2 separate regions of the Homo sapiens genome follow, and region 1 is linked to region 2. Evidence: read pairs that join two places in POLR2A ChIA-PET (ENCODE). Cell type or tissue: PC-9. All regions are shown on one strand. Each heading gives the region's core, and the rest is flanking DNA. Links, peaks and the distances in the headings are about the cores only. Region 1 overlaps ATP11B (ATPase phospholipid transporting 11B (putative)). Region 2 overlaps ATP11B (ATPase phospholipid transporting 11B (putative)).

Region 1 (2,931 bases), core at 322-2,821, 59 kb after region 2:
GTCTGTTTAGAACTTTGTTAAATTAGTGTTTCCCAAATTTAATTGAACACTGACCCCCTTTTTTTTTTTCATGAAATGTCTGTAAATATCTTACAAAACACAGTTTAAGAAACTGTGCCCTAAACAATTCTAAACCAAGAGTATTGTAACGAAAGAACAAGTCAAGTTTGGCTCTTTCTCAGTGCTTAGCTGATCCTAGGACACTGTCATCAGGCAGTTGCCAGATAAGAACCATGTTGTTTCACACTGTGTGGTGTTGAATCTTCTGAGCATGGATCTTGCAGGACATCAGCAGTTGTTTACATTCAGAATGCCAGGTTTCTGTTCCATCACGTCCGTCTCTTCTGTTCATTGTGAGCATCTCCACAAACATCCTCTGTTGCCTGCACCCAGCACATGGTGATTCCCAACCTTCGTGGAAGTGCAGCCCTGTATTTATTCTCCTTCTCTATCCTCAAAAGATGTGTTACGTAGGATGTTATATATGTAAAAGAAGGTGAATTGAAATAAGGTGTTTTTTTTTTAAAACAACAGCCCTTGAAAAATTTCGGAGCATCTTTGACAAACAAAACCAGGGTTGGGATTCATCGAGCTACGTGGTCATACCATCTTTCCCCCTCATTTTTACTCAGTTAAAATTGTTAGTCGTGTGGAATAAAATTATCTTGCTGGGCTATTTATGCCTGAATCAACATAAATCTTGCATACTTTCAGAAAGTAATTCAGTTTCAAATCTTGATAGTACTACTTATTCACTTGTTTAATAAATTTTAATTTATTAAACTGTCAGCTAACTGTTACAAAGCAGGATGAGCTGATGATGGGATGATTGCCACTTAAAAGTTTTTAGCAATTTATGATAAATGATGCTTTTTTCAAAGATAAGTATGGAGTGGATCTATGTAGAGTGCTTAGAACCTGGCACATAGTAAAGCATACGTAAAGTGTTTGCTGCCATTGTTGTTGTTACTGAACATTGGGGTGAGGTCCTGCCTGATTGTTATTTCCCAGTCTTAAAGATAATTCATACTCCACTTATCTCAATTGTTGGACATTGTTCATTGAAATTGCAGGCTAGACATTTTTAATTGAAATTGCAGGAGCATTTCACCTAAAGAAAAACTCCATGCAGAATTGGAATTCATTACATTCCTGAGTGGTTGATGGAAATCATTTTGACCATAATAAATGATTAAAATGAAACATTAAAAGTAGATTTACATAATATCCAGCTTCTTAATTTATATAATTATTTTACTAGACCTCTAATTTAGGATACAAGGCTTTAAAATAATTTTGGATGGTTATACTCTAGTAAATTAAAGCCTTTCATATGTTTCCCATATTATAGAAAAACATGTAGGTTTATATATGTTACCTTTGATTTGAAAGTGCTTGTTGTAATGTTCTAATGCTTTTCAGAAGTCCATATCTTTAAACAACTGATGTTTTCTGCTTCACCTCCCGCAGCTTACTGAAACAAATGCAGGTATCAAGTGCTTGGACTCCATGTGCTGTTTCCCGGAAGGAGAAGCAGCGTGTGCATCTGTTGGAAGAATGCTGGAACGAGTTATAGGAAGATGTAGTCCAACCCACATCAGCAGGTGTGAAATCTCTCTAAGTAGCCTTTGCTGCAGATGAGTATCCTATCTGGAACAGGATGAACCTGCCGCTCTAGATACCTAATAAATCAGCAGCTGGTTTTACCAACTGAAGCAGGAAGTCTGCTATTTATTAGCACTCTTTGGTGGTAGATTTCACTTTGTGGCTTTGGGGTAAGGGCTTTTTCACTCACAAAGGAAGAGAAAGCACCTTTGAAGAGACTTCATCTAATGAACAAAAAATTTTGTTTCATAATCTTTCTAAAATGTGCTCAGTAGGAGTGTGTTTATGGTACTCTTTTATGGTTTGTATAACTTTCTTTTTTAAATTATACATATACTATTTCCTTTTTATTTTTTTAAAATTTTTTTGCTTTTTGTCTTTACAAAATAATCTCAACATAACAGTGAAGTCAAAGGCTTTCCTTTTCTTACTCTGTATGTATATTTTCCAGTTGGTTATTTGAGGCTTTGAGGTATTTATAAACACAAAAGGCTGTATTTCTGCTCCCCTACCTCTTCTTATGTCTGTAATGAAGTTTTGAAATGAGTCATGATTTTTAAGTTTCTTTTGCTTGGTATTTATTGCCTAATTAAAAGTGTATGAGTTAGAACAGGCTTTTTAAATTATGGAGTAAAAGAATCTTAGCATTTTTGTCCCCTCCTAAATCTGTTTCTTGAATGAGATTTATCACCATGCCTGCTGTTGTGCACCATAACGAAAAAAAACACCTTTTGGTAAACACCATTTAAAATTCATTTAAACTTGCAATGGATTTATTTATTCATACATTTCCCCAAGAGTTATATCACTATTTAGAGGATGTTAGGGGGTAGAAAGAGCTTTTTCCACACTTGGTGTTCTTTAGGTGAATGATACCATATTCTCAAAATCAGGGCAGCAGTACACGGTATGCATGGAGGTACAAATGGGCAGGGAGAGATGTTGGTTGCCATTGTCCCAAATGTGCTACATGAATATTAGCACTTTCTACATGTGCCAGGGCTTGGAAAAGGTTGGAAATTACCCCAGGAACAGGTTATAAAGAGTGAAGAAGGCACTACTCCTATCTACTGGAAAAAGGATTTTTATTATTTGGTTAGCTTTGTGTTTTAAAAAAATGATGAGTATGATATCATTCATCTGTTATAAAATTCAGGTAACTTTTACTGGTGAACTTGTTAGTTCTCACTTTAGCTTTAGCTTAGCCATGCCTTTATGATACAATTGAATTTATAAATAGCATTCTTATGTTAACATAATGTCTGTGGTTTCAATCCCCGTTTATTCTGACTTGATTATAACGTGATCTGAAATATTTCCATAATG
Region 2 (2,931 bases), core at 262-2,761:
TATATTTAGGAATAAGTTTTTTTTTAACTTGTGCAAGATTTATATAATGAAAATTACAAAACATGGCAAGATAAATTAAGAACTAAATAAATGGAGAAATCACATTAATAGATTGTCAAGCTCAGTATTGTTAAGCTGTCAGTTACTGTGTAGATTCCCTCAGTCTCAAAATCACAGCAATCTTTTTGTAGTAATTGACAAGGTAATACTAAAGTGTATATTGAAATGCAATAGCCAAAATGCATATTCAGATGCACAGCAAAAACAATCTCTTAAGAAAGCTAAAAGATTTACCTTACCTGATTTAAATACTTAATATAAAGCTACAGTAATTACAGTATGGTATTAACAAAGATGATAGTTCAATAGAATAAAATAGAGAGTTGAGAAGTAGACCATTCATGTGTGGGTTTGTTGATTTTCAACCAAGTAACAAGTCAATTCAATGAAAAATTTAGTATTTTCTACAAATGATGCAGCAATTGGATATTCAAATGAGAAAAACATGAAACTTAGCTTCTGCCTTATGCTGTACTCCAAAAAGTTTTGAAAACAAGTCATAGACCTAAATATAAAAGCTAAAATTACAAAACTTTTAGAAGAGCTGGGCGCGGTGGCTCACACCAGTAATCCCAGCACTTTGGGAGGCCGAGACGGGCAGATCACCTGAGGTCGGGAGTCCGAGACCAGCCTGACCAACATGGAGAAACCCTGTCTCTACTAAAAATACAAAAATTAGCCGGGCATGGTGGTGCATGCTTGTAATCCCAGCTACTTGGGAGGCTGAGGCAGGAGAATCACTTGAACCCTGGAGGCGGAGGTTGTGGTGAGATGAGATCGTGCCATTGCACTCCAGCCTGGGCAACAAGAGCGAAACTCCATCTAAAAAAACAAAACAAAACAAAACAAAACAAAAAATACTTTTAGAAGAAAACTTAGAAAGATATCTTTATGACTTAGAGTAGGTAAAGATTTCTTAGGATACAACAAATATAATAATTAAAAATTGATAAATTACACTTTCTCAAAACTAAAAACTTCTGCTCATCAGGCTAAACATTTAAAGAAATGAACATACACGTTACAAACTGGGAGACAATATTTGCAAAACATGTATCTGACCAAAGACTTGTATCCTGAGTATATAATATATATGTGCATGTGTTTACACACACACACACACACACACACACACACACACACACACACACACACCTGCCTACAAGTCAACAATGAAAAGAGAAGCTAATTAAAAAAAATGGGCAAAAGGTGGAAGGTAACCACCTTTTGTCATCTTTTCAGCTGAAAATTACAAAACACTGAGGAAAGAAATCAAAGATCTAAATAAATGGAACAATATATCATGTTCATGGGTTGAAAGATTCGTACGGTAAAGATGCCAGATTTCCCAAATCGATTAATAGGTATAATGCAATTTCTATAAAAATCTCAGCAAGTTTTTTTGTAGAAGTAGAAAATTTATTCTGAAATTTAGATAGAAAAGCAAAGGAACAGTTTTGAAAATGAAAAATAAAGTGAGAAGAATTGCTATTGATGTTAAGTGTTACTATATAAGCTACAGTAATCAAGACAATTTGGTGTTGGTTAAAGAATAGATACATAGATCAGTGTTACACAATAGAGAACCCCAGAACAGACCAACACTAATAGGCCCAATTGATTTTTGGCAACAGCACAAAAGCAATACAATAGAGGAAGTGTAATCTTTTTCAACAAATGGTGCTAGAACAATTGGATACCCATAGCAAAACAAACAAACCCAAACCCCCACTGTATGTAAAAATTAATTCAATTAGAGTATAGATTTAATGTAAAACAAACTTTTAGAAGAAAACAGAATCTTCAGGACTTAGTGTTAGACAAAGAGCTAGAAGACATGACACTAAAAGCATAATTCCTAAATCAAAAAAATTAATAAGTTGTAGTTAATCAAAGTTAAACACTTTGGTGCTGTGAAAGACCCTCTTAAAAGGATGAAAAGACAAGCTACAGACTGGGGAAAAATACTTGCAAACCACAAATCTTCCAGAGGCTTTATGTTTAGAAACATAAAGAACTCTCAAACTCAATAGTAATTCAGTGATCCAATTAGAAAATGAGCAAAAGGCATACTTCATATTTCACCACATGCATAATACATATTTCACCAGAGAAAAGCTGCAGATTACAAATAAGCACATGAAAAGATATTCAGCATCATTACCTGTTAGAGAGAAGCAAATTAGAACCACATTGGGATATCACCACACCCATTAGAATAGTTAAAATAGTGATAATACCAAATGGCTAGGAGGTGGAGAGACTGAATCTCTTATATGTTGTTGGTGGGAATTAAAAATAGTATACCCACTCTGGAAGATAGTTTGGGAGTTTCTTACAAAACTAAACATGTTTACCATATGACCCAGCAGTTGCACTCTTGGGCATTTAACTCAGAGAAATGAATTTTATGCTGACACAAAACCTCAAGCAGAAATGTACATAGCCACTTTATTTGTTACAGCAAAAAACTGGAAACAGCCTAATGTCCTAGAAATCTTTATTGAGCTTTTTTGTGTATCTGTTGCTGTAGTAGGTTTTCTGAGATGTAATTCCATCTCTTTTTGGAGATTTCAATCAAGTTGGAAGTTAAAACTAATACACAGTAAAAAAATTAGGTAATAGGAGCTGTGGTACTAGTTTTAAATTTAAATAAGGGAAAGTTGAATGTAAACCAATGTAATTAGGACAGACTTTAGGAAGGAGATGGATTTTGAGTTAAATTTTGAAAAATAGGTTAGTAATGTAGGGAAAAAGGAGAATATGTCTGATGAGGGTAGACATGAGCAAGAAAGATGGAAATAAACCAGGCATTTTGTTGCCACAAGGAGACATGACTAGTTTAGTGAAAAGAGGTCAAAATTTAGACTC

Evidence for each region. Peaks named below come from ENCODE experiments on the same cell type or tissue, not always from the same donor. Only the 100,000 strongest peaks of a DNase experiment are listed, where the experiment ranks them.
Region 1: POLR2A ChIA-PET joins it to region 2 with 9 read pairs; 4 of 35 experiments call an interaction of 5 or more read pairs at or near these places.

What each region holds. Positions count from the first base shown.
Region 1 is chr3:182,912,391-182,915,321 of GRCh38, forward strand. ATP11B (ATPase phospholipid transporting 11B (putative)) reads left to right here. Exons shown (of 30, transcript NM_014616.3): 29 at 1,471-1,604. Among named protein-coding and RNA genes, the nearest start is that of DCUN1D1, 67 kb to the right of the region's middle. RefSeq lists a silencer at 1,652-1,791. In PC-9, for the core only: no CTCF peak of the experiment used is centred there; a DNase peak (open chromatin) is centred at 1,691.
Region 2 is chr3:182,853,586-182,856,516 of GRCh38, forward strand. All of the region lies in intron 10 of ATP11B (ATPase phospholipid transporting 11B (putative)), which reads left to right. Among named protein-coding and RNA genes, the nearest start is that of ATP11B, 62 kb to the left of the region's middle. In PC-9, for the core only: no CTCF peak of the experiment used is centred there; no DNase peak of the experiment used is centred there.